2 separate regions of the Mus musculus genome follow, and region 1 is linked to region 2. The links are chromatin loops, found by intact Hi-C in ENCODE. Cell type or tissue: left cerebral cortex. All regions are shown on one strand. Each heading gives the region's core, and the rest is flanking DNA. Links, peaks and the distances in the headings are about the cores only. Region 1 holds the start of Nova1 (NOVA alternative splicing regulator 1). Region 2 has its middle 490 kb from the start of Nova1.

The links. Hi-C counts contacts between places; a loop is a spot of excess contacts. Peaks named below come from ENCODE experiments on the same cell type or tissue, not always from the same donor. Only the 100,000 strongest peaks of a DNase experiment are listed, where the experiment ranks them.
Region 1: a loop joins it to region 2, with 19 times the contacts of the local background. A loop is called at or near these places in 3 of 42 quality-filtered maps.

What each region holds. Positions count from the first base shown.
Region 1 is chr12:46,816,385-46,821,765 of GRCm38, forward strand. It overlaps Nova1 (NOVA alternative splicing regulator 1), which reads right to left and starts at 2,383. Exons shown (of 5, transcript NM_021361.2): 1 at 2,232-2,383; 2 at 502-645. The coding sequence starts at 2,367. In left cerebral cortex, for the core only: a CTCF peak has its summit at 2,327; DNase peaks (open chromatin) are centred at 1,077, 1,968, 2,348, 2,643 and 1 more place; H3K4me3 peaks cover 3,539 bases; H3K27ac peaks cover 2,133 bases.
Region 2 is chr12:47,310,410-47,315,790 of GRCm38, forward strand. No RefSeq gene overlaps it. Among named protein-coding and RNA genes, the nearest start is that of Nova1, 490 kb to the left of the region's middle. In left cerebral cortex, for the core only: a CTCF peak has its summit at 3,252 (motif pointing left); a DNase peak (open chromatin) is centred at 3,214.

The DNA.
Region 1 (5,381 bases), core at 247-5,246, 490 kb before region 2:
GAAGAGACCGCACTTGTCCTCTTTACTTCATCCAAGGCCAACAAACAAAGCAACCAAGCAGAAAGAGGTACATAATGGATGCAGAAGTAAATGGTCCATTCTTTAAGAAACCACCCAGCCCCCTCCTCTGAATTCACACTAAACTAATTGTCATGACAATGATGTCTGCAAACTTCAGAGGAACCACATTTCCTTATGCCAACTGTCCAGGGTTCTAGCTCTAATTTTTAAGTTTTTGTGCTAGCAATTAGCATTCCAAAGCATGCAGAGAATTATCTCACCATTAGTCTAAATCACATACACAGTATATCAATTAATGGGAGGGAAAAACATGAACAACAATGGAAATACGCTTAAAGAAATTCCACAATGTATGCTAATGTAACACTCAGATCTTCATCATTTAAAAAAATTTTTTTTAAGACAACACACAGCACATGTAGATATTTGGTGTTTTTCCTTGGGAAATTAGTCAAACAATTTCTTTACCATTTCACCTACCTGGATAAAAATCTTTGGATTTAGACAGCTTGATAGTGGCTCCAGTTTCTTTTTGCAACTGAACAATTGTCTGTCCTCCCTTCCCAATTATAGATCCAGCAGCATAACTAGGTATGAGAACCTTTAGAAAGTACTGGCCGTCTTCTGAAAAATGTAAAGAAATACATTTGATTAACATGATCATTTTAAACTTTGAATCCCCAACCCACCCTCCAGAGAGAAAACATCAACTAAACCAATGGACGTAGAATTGCAGAAAACAGCACTTTAAAATGCTTAAGGAATGAAAACCACCAATTACACTGAAAAACAAGCATTTACAAAATCTTCCCCAGTTTTCGGGATTCACACGTTCTAACAATTTGCAGTACGATAGAGACTGGGGAGTAAATTCCAGTTGTTACTCCAAACATGAAAGTCTTCCAATTCTGTGGTTACCATGGCAAAATGAAAGAAACTGACCCTTTAACAAAACTTCAGAGATTTAGAACATGACAAACCTTCACTTAACATACTGAAGATGAAAAAAAATCCAACACTGTAAGTAGTGATCCGCTAAATTTGTCTGTCATAGCAAACATAAAAGACTGCAATTAATCACTGGCTATATCCGACTTTAAGTATACAAAACAACCATCTTCCTGCAAAATAGTCCACCCAAACTGTAGGGAGTATTCCAAGCCGTGAGAAACTGCCAAGGGGAAAAAAAGCGTCAATGTGGTGGACTGAGAATCTAAGTAATCCCGATGTATTTCCGCGGCACTTCTAAGTCTACTATGATCTCGGCTAAGCTCATTAATTAAAAGACCTTAAGAAGAATCTTGCCAATACTAAAAAGCTTACGAGTTATTTATTCTAAATACACTCCAAAGTCACCAAATAGATAACGCTCCATCTCCAAAAGAACCATAAAACGGAGACGGGGGCGGGGGGAGGTTCGATGAGCCGTGAAAAAAAAAAAAGAAAAATGAAATGTTTCAGAAAATAAAGCCAACTCCATAAACTTTAGTTTCCGTCAACCTGATCACGTCTTAAATAGGAAACTTCGCGGTAAATCCAGCTCTTTACTGGGAACGAGTATTCCGAATTTTTTGCGATGTGCCACTCACAAGACCCCCATCCATTTCTAATGTATATGCTGGAGATAAATTCACCTCTGCTTCGATGCATTGGATGCATTGTTAAGATGACTCCAGTGCAAATGAAGAAGCGATAGCGGTCCCGTTATAACTCATCTTCCGAGGAAGCGCAGGATGTTAACTAACAAGTCACCGTACCAGACACCCCCCTCGTATGCATACCCTTGAAGACAAATCAATGCGATATTTGTACCGACCATGTAAGTGCGCTCAGGGCATGCACTCATCAAGATTTTGCATACTACTTGTGGCCCAGAGCAAGGGGATGAACAGAGGCAAAAGTCTCCGGTGCCCCCAGCATCTGCAAGCCGCTACCCAAGTGCCATTTATTTATTTATTTGATCAGACTGTTAAATGCAGCGCGCATCTTCAGGCGGCCATCACCTCTCGCGGGGGGCGGCCCTGGGAGCGGACCCTGTCGCCGGGGCCAGCACCGGCTGGGGCGAGCGGGTCGGCTCAGAACCCCGGGTCGCCATCTTGATGAGACGGGGCCGGGGCAGGTGCAGGGGAGGGGGCGCGGGACGGCCGGCGGCAGCGGCCACGGCGCGGGAGGGCGGCGGGGACGGGGCGGGAGGCGGAAGCGATACCCACCGCCCGTGTTGGTCCTCTTGGTGCTGCCGGCTTCAGGGGGCGCTTCAAGCGGCCTTTTCCGCGAGTCCGGCGGGTCCAGATCTATGGGAACCCCCGTATGGGTCCCGTTCTGCTGAATGGGAGCTGCCGCCATCATGCTTGCAGTTCCTGCCGCTGCACCGGGAGAAGCGGCTCCCTTTTGTTTTGGCTTTTTTTTTTTTTTTTCTCGTTTGGGGTTGCTAAGGTTTTTTTTTTTTTTTTCTTTTTTTTTTTTTTTTTTTCTTTAATCGGATCAATAGCAGTCTGAGGCGGCGAGCAGTGTGGCTGATGTGCTCACTGGGGAGGGGGCAGGGCGCGGAGCAGCTGCAGTGCAGTGTCGGCTAGGAGCGGGAATGGAGGGGGTGTGGGAGCCGGAGGGTGAAGAAGGAGAAGAAAGCGGCGGGCAGAGCGGGAGTGAATGAGCGGAGGAGGCGCGGGCGGCCGGGAGGAGGGCGAGTGAATGAGCGGGAGGAGGAGCGGCCGCGGGCGGCCGGAGCGGCGGACCCGGCTAACGCGGCGCTCGCTCCCGCTGCTGCCGCCGCCGCCGCTGCCTGGGCGCGTGTGCCGCCTGCGCTGCTCCGCGCCGCTGCCGCCCGCCCGCGCTCATCGTGTCTCCCGCGCGTGGGGGGCGGCGGGCGGGGGCCGCGAGGGGCCGCGACTCCCACACGCGCCGCGCGGGGCCGGCCTCCGCGCCGGAGTCTCCGCCTGCGGGGCGGCGGGCGCGCGCGGGCTTGGCGGGGGCGCGCGGGCTTGGCGGGGGCGCGGAGCGGGCCGGGGCGCTCCCGCGGGGAGGCGGGGTGAAAGGTCGCGGGGCCCAGGCAACGCCGCTCAGGCAAACGTCAGCGGCTTGCCGCGGAAACCCAGGGGTCCACAAAACGCGCTAGGCGGGGAGGCGGAGCCGTGCGGGGAGTGACGGCAGCAGCAGCCAATGACAGCCGAGCGAGGGAGCCGGGCGGGATCCTGGTCCAGCTGGGACTTGGTGGTGACAGTTTGGGCTAGTCCGGGAAGGGCGTCTGAGTGACCGCGGGGAGGGGTGGACGGCTCAGGCAGGAGACCAGAAACCCAGCTGGGACCCGGAGAGTTCGGCAAAAGGCATTCATTAGCATCTCTGGGAGGCGGTTTTCTAAAGGAGATGTCATCAGAGGATTTCTTTCTCGCACCGTGTGACACTGTCGGGGACTTACTGTGTCTTGGCGCCTTATGTGCTTTCGGGAGCAAGCCAGGATATAAATAAATAAAGCGATATGTGGTCTCCACAGGGACCCGGGAGGCAAACTGAAGAGGCAACAGCTGAGGGTGTACGCAGCTTCACACACTGCACGAAACACAGATGAAGGCATCTGGGCACCCACGACTTACATAGCTTCGGGCGGTTTCAGGATCCTGATCCTCAGCCCTTCCACACTGGAGGGGGCGGGAGGGGGATGCGGGAAGTGTGGCTAAGCTAGCATTATAAAAGACCCTAGAGGTTATCTAGTCCAGTCCTTCTGTAGATAAGGAAAGTGACTCAGGGTATTTTGTTCAAGGTCATGCATCAAGTTAGTATTTTAAGTCCTGATGCTAGGAATCCGGGTTAGTGGAAAAGCCAAAGTCTGAAAAACTGATTTCAAACCCAATCAAGCTGTTCTGACAGTGTGTCATGGAAAAAGCCCTTATGTCAGTCATTAAATGTTTACCACTTTACATACTATCCATTGCATTCGGTACAGTCTATAGTAGTACTGTCCCATCTTGCGACGCTGTATCATTTTGAAGAGACTATTTATCCAAACTCACCTAAAAATAATAACCAGTAAACTACTAATTCAATCCCCGAATCTTTCAGACTGGGCACTATGTCATTCTGAACGCCGACTGCAGAAATTTAGAGACAGGTTCTTTTCTGCTTAAAACAAGGATTGCAACTTGTTGGACTCTCTAGACTCACGCGATCCATAGACGTCATATTTACGGTAAATGTTCTTAGACATACAAAGGCGGGCACGTATTCACCAGGTTTCTAGAATGAAAACGTTCTTTATACTCCCTACCGGAGAACATCACTTAAAAGATGGCTAAGCTAACAATAAAGGGACTCCAGTGTGATTATGTGGGCTTCTAACAAAGAATGTGCTGCATCTGGTTCAAAGAGAGGGAGAAAAATCGATCAGATAGATTGAAAGAAGGAATGGAAAAGAATCTAAACCTTTTCCTGACTCCCTGTCTAGGAAGCATGGGGATTTTGGTTGCTTTCTGCAGCGGTGAACGGCGGATGACTATTAAGGAGGAAGACAACAATGATTAGGGTTAGGCTCAGGGTTCTTCCCAAGTGTGAAAGACTCATTTGTCTCAACTGAAAAATAGCTAAATAAAGGTGGGCTGAAGGCTGAAAGAGAAAGCAGGTAAGTTAACATACGTTAATAATAGTTTATACCCAAACTCCCAAATTCTGATTTGATATGTAACGTAGAAAGAAACCATAATATGCTTCCATGACCAAATTAGAGGATTTATACACAAACCTGGATAAAATTATGGAGCTAAAGTAAAGAAAAACAGTGTTTTGAGTAAATATGTGATAGTCAAGATAACAAAAGTCAGGTCCTAGGTAGTGTGTAATCAAAGTGTCCCATGTTGTGTATAGAATATGTGAGGACATTTTTAAGTGGAAGTTCGGGAGATCTGTTATTTGGCATTAGATTGCCTGGAAGCACTGAAAAGGACAAATGATAAGCAAAGAGAGCTCTAGATATCTTAAATCATTCCAGGACATTTGGTAGAGTGGAGCATTGAACTGGAAGGAAAGCCTAGAATTAGATTTCTTAAAAAGATTTCTGAAGTAGCTTGTAAAGTATTTGTCATTGACTTGTGAAAATGGTCCATCTAAGTTTTATATGCTTGTCATGGGGTTTCTTTTGCTGTGGTGAGACACCATAACCAAAGCAACTTTGGGGAGGACAGGGTTTATCTGCTTGCACTTTCATTTCTCCTTTCTTCATGAGGAAAGTCAGCACAGGAACTCAAACAGGGCAGGAACTTGGATGCAGGAGATGATACAGAGGCCATGGAGAGGTGCTGCTTACAAACTTACTTCTCATGGCTTGCTCAGCCTGCTTTCTTATAGGACCCAGGACCACTAGTCCAGAGATGGCA
Region 2 (5,381 bases), core at 311-5,310:
AGTTAATAAGGAGAAACAACCTGTGCGGTGAAGGTGTGATGTATCGTTCATAAAAAACTTTGTGAACCGAAAATAATTTTAGCTGCTAACTTTAGCATTAATAATTGGCCAGTTTGAGTCAGACATTTTTCAAGAAGAACACATTAGGCAGAAGAAGGGCATGTAGCCAACTGATTAAAGACATGGTCTATTGTCTTAATAGCCAGTGTTGGAATTCGTGTTGTTCATGAGTACATGCAGTAGAGGAAGAAGAAAATGGGAACGCAATTATTTCCAGTGTAGCTCAAGATTTCTAGCCTTCCATTTTGCTTCTGTTGTACATGCGCTCTTTGTGCCATACTCCAGACAACCCTAATCACAGTGCCACATGTTCACATCAAGTTTGGTAATATATGGTCACCATGGAAGGTTTTAGAGGAGAGAAGCAATGTGATCAGAGTCATACTTAGGGAGATTTCTTTGATAGCTTTCTGGAAGACAGATTAGAGTTGAGAAAGATTGAAAGATAGGAAATAGGTTATTATGTGATTAACAGCACAGATTGATAACAGTCTAAAGTACAAGATAAGAGCAGTAAGTAAGCAGAGCAGAGGCTGCCTGTGCCTCTCTTGCTCTCTCTCTCTCTCTCTCTCTCTCTCTCTTCTCTCTCTGTGTGTCACACACACACACACACACACACACACAGCCATTTATTGCATGCATAACTACTAGTTTAGATTCATTCTCTAAATGAGGAATACCACTTCATTCTCTAAATGAGGAATACCACTTTAAAGCACAAGCAAATGTTGACTATGAAATTTGGGGTTATGATAGTTTGGAACAAGGTGACCTTATTCACCTAAAGGCCAAAGGAAAACAACATTATTGCCACTATGAAGAAATCATCAACACTGTATCAACTAAATGGGCTAGAAACTGAATGATGGAAACAATTGTCTAGAACAACCATCTTAAAGAGTCACTGTGTGATGACAACTTCTCAATGTCTCTTAGGGTGGAGCTTACAGTAAGAGGATGGAGTAAAACTTAGAGGAGTAACATAAGATATATTACATTGTGAATATGGGGTTATTTAGAAAAGCAAAGAGGAATGGGATACCTTGATCCACCTCCATAGAATGAGAACCTTTCTCTTGACTCGAATTATTTTGATTTTTAGACTGATTTTCATTCCATGATGTTAATGATTTTAGCCTATAAACATAACAAGAGTATAAATAAATATTGACTATTAAAATAACACTAAATATCAAGCACACATTCAGAAATTAGCACAGCAGCTTTTGAAGAAATGTCTCAACCTTTAATGGGATACATGTAAGCGCAACCCTCCTGTGTAGCCACAGTTCTCTTCTGGTCCTACAACCACTCATATTCTTTCTCTCCTAGTACATTCTCGGTTTTGCCTAGCTTCCTAGCCTCTGCTGCATTAAAAAAAAAAATGTATGGGTCTAATTTGCTACCAGCGAATTGCTTCTGTGTTTTCTTGGTGCTTCCCCGGCTAGGATACCAGCTAGAATATCAGCATTTATAAAAAGGTTATTTTTCTGGTAAGACTGCTTATTCTTGTTGTATGGTCTCAGAAGAATGACTCGACTTTCCCCATATTATTTTCTTCAACTCTAAAATTGATATGGTAACAATAAAGCCAAATTATAGGGTTGCTTTAAGACTGAAATGAGCCATGCATCCAGAGCACTTAGGAAGAATACCTGGTGTATAATACGTGTTCATTACGTCCTTCTAAGTTACCAAGTGTTCTGCCGGGAACAAAGAGTTGCATTCACCTTCGAGTGATCTATGAGCTATCTATAGCTTCATGTATTATATAGTTTCTTTATGAAATCTTTTCTACCACTTGAGGTCCAACTTTTGATTGCTTTCTTGTTCACACAGAAAATACTTGCTAGGAAACCGGTGCAAACAATAGAGAAAACATACTTGTCAGAAACACCAATCTAGTTTTATAAATGATGGGTCCAGGAAGCAGTTTTCATTGAATATATTCAAAATGAATGTCATTCCATATCATTATTATTGTCATTGTAGATGGGCAAATGTAACTAGGACAACGTTTCTTTCTACTTTTTTGCACACTTCAGTCTTTATCACTGAGACCTGGCAGATATTTACTATTCCACATTACAGTTACAATGCAATATTTTGTGTTTGGTGCAATTGGGAAAGGAGACAGAAAGCTTGACCCACAACTCCAATTCTACACTTGCACACTAATCATATGTCTTCAGTTTCTTCCAAATACTGTTTTTAACAAGTTGGGAATGAGGTTGTTTTATGATATGTTAAGAAATTAAAGGTCCTTCCTCTGAAGATAATCTCCTTTTCGCTGATGCACTGCTAAATACCTGTTTAAATAAAACTCTGATCTTAACTCAATTCAGTGTTATTGAATTTAAAAATAAAGAAGAGAAAAGAAATATGGTGATTTACCATTGGAATCATTATAGGAGGACACAGAAGAGTAAATATTCTTTAGCTTTCTGGAAGGATCTTTGGGCAAATATACAAACACTTTGTCCTCCATGGTTTCCCTGACACAGCAGAAAAGCAAAACCTTTGACAAGAAATGCTTGAAAATTATGGAAAAGATTTAACAAAATTTAGAAATATGAACTTTCTGACTCTAGATTAGGCCTATAAAGACAAAGCACAAGGCTTTGATGGTGGCCCAGTTACTTAGGAGAAGAGAAATAATATGTGGAAAAAAAAACAAACTTAAGATAAAAATTCTTTTGTGAAGAGGAGGATTACCAGTCTTTAGAAATTTTACTGATATATTTGACATAACTAGGAAATACTATGTTTAACACTAAGCATAAGGACAATTTAGCATTGACAAACACACAGAAACAGAACTACAAGGGTTCACATACACTTACAATGCTGCCTTGCACACCAGCCCCCACAGACACACACACACACACACACACACACACACACACACACACATCACTGAACTCTGCATCTTTTCATTTATCTTGTCCTTCTCACTCCTTCTTTTCCTTCTTCTCCATCCAGGATTCCTTCCCATTCTCTTTCCCTGTCTTCTTTTGCTCTATTCACTATTTCCTCTCCCTGTCTTTTGTTTAGCCTCCCCCCACCCCCATATTCACCCTGTAAACCACACCTTCTTCATCAATAAGCCTTCCCTCCCAGTGAGCCCACAGGCATCAGTTCTTTCATTAGTTTAACACCATCTACTGCCCTCTTGTGGCTTTGGATCCACCTCGTATGCCTCAACGCCATGCCCTTGATTGCTTTTATCAATTGAAGTGATTTTTCCAGATGAAACTTACAAATAAGATAAAAGTTACTTCCTTTTACAGACTTATATTAAATACTTATTTCCTAAAACCTCCTGTCCATAGTGTGAAAAAGATTCTGCATTCCCTTTACAAACAGTGTATGTAGTCAGTTATCCTGTCTTTCGGAAATATTTAGATATGTTGACTTCCTCTTGTGGAGTCTTAGATAAGCATATTTATATTAGGCTTTATTATGTTATAGTTACCATATTCCAATATGAAATGAAACATCTGTTATTTAGCAAAAGTATATTACTATAAGAAATCATCTGAGAATTTTATACTCCTGATCAAAGCTATTTCTTTACAACTTAATACAACACTTGGAAAAAACTCAGAAATCTACTCTTTGGGGAAAGAATTATGTATCTTATAGATTTATCTTCTGATATTTTAAGTTTGATAACAAGTACCCATGTGCCAATTCATCTCCAAAGTCAATCCACTTCTTTTAATGGTCTTCTTTAATTATATAAGGATTTCAATGTTACTATGCTTTGTAAGAAGAGTAACATCAAAGCCCAAGCAAGGATAAAGATGTCTTTTATTGAAGTTGACATGAGTGTCCTTTATATTCCTCTTTGCACTGCTTTTTATTTTAAGCTCCTCATTACCATTTTAAATTAACAGCAGAGATTTTCACTTACTCAATATAATGTTTTAATGAAAACTAAAGAGCTAATGCAGAGTAGTGCCATACAATCAGCCACACTGAATGCTCAGAAAATCAGACCACTGCTTTGTTTTGTTTTGTTTTGCTTTTTTTTTTTAAAGAACTTTTGTTTCTTATTTTGGTTGTTCAAAAGTGATGCCAGATAATTCAAATGTTTCTGTAAAATGATCCCTACCCCAAATACTCAAGAAGATTGGAGAAGATTAAATGGAGAATAAACATTAAAACATGATATTGTGAACAGTTCAATGACTGCAGCATTTCAAATTCGGGCCACCTGTCTTAGTCAGGGTTTCTATTCCTGCACAAACATCATGACCAAGAAGCAAGTTGGGGAGGAAAGGGTTTATTCGGCTTACACTTCCATACTGCTGTTCATCACCAAGGAAGTCAGGACTGGAACTCAAGCAGGTCAGAAAGCAGGAGCCGATGCAGAGGCCATGGAGGCATGTTCTTTCCTGGCTTGCCTCCTCTGGCTTGCTCAGCCTGCTCTCTTATAGAACCAAGACTACCAGCCCAGAGATGGTCCCACCCACAAGGGGCCTTTCCCCCTTGATCACTAATTGAGAAAATGCCTGACAGTTGTATCTCATGGAGGCATTTCCTCAACTGAAGCTCCTTTCTCTGTGATAACTCCAGCTGTGTCAAGTTGACACAAAACTAGCCAATACACCACCTAAGAGAGAAGCCTAAGAAAGCAAGAGCACTATGCTGAAATAATTTAGCAGTCAGTATTTTAGTTCATTTGTTTCTGCATTTGATATTTTTAAAAGTCAGGATCACTTGTATAAATAGTCAGAAATTAGTTGTAGTTTCTAATAGTCCTTAAGTTGTTTAATGCTTATAGCGTTTGGAATTCACAATGATTGTTGGGTGTGCATTCTACAGTACTGAGAGTGTCTATGGGTCCCAAACCATCCCAGCACCACCACCACATCATATTAAATGGCCTTAGTGACAGACAGTTAGGATAATGACTGTAGGAATATAATAGGAGTTAGTGCAAGTATTCTTGCTAGACAGCTATGAAGTTTCTTTAAGCACAAACAAGTGGTACTAAATCACATTGATTATGATTCTTTTCTCAGAGTAAATGTTCTTCTTACTGTGCCATTTTATAATCTCAAGTCTGCAATGAGATGATTCTGATAGGTCTGCAAGAGTGATGATGTTTGCATCATATATGTGTAGACATACTGACCCTATGGAGCACACACAAAAAGGGACCTAGAACAACCACACTTCAGAAGACCTAACAAGCAGCTGAAAGAGTCAGAAGCAGATACTTGCACCCAACCAATCGACAAATATAGCTGACCCCTGTTGTTGAATTAGGGAGAGACTGATAGAAGCTGAGGAGGAGGGTGATCCTGTATGAG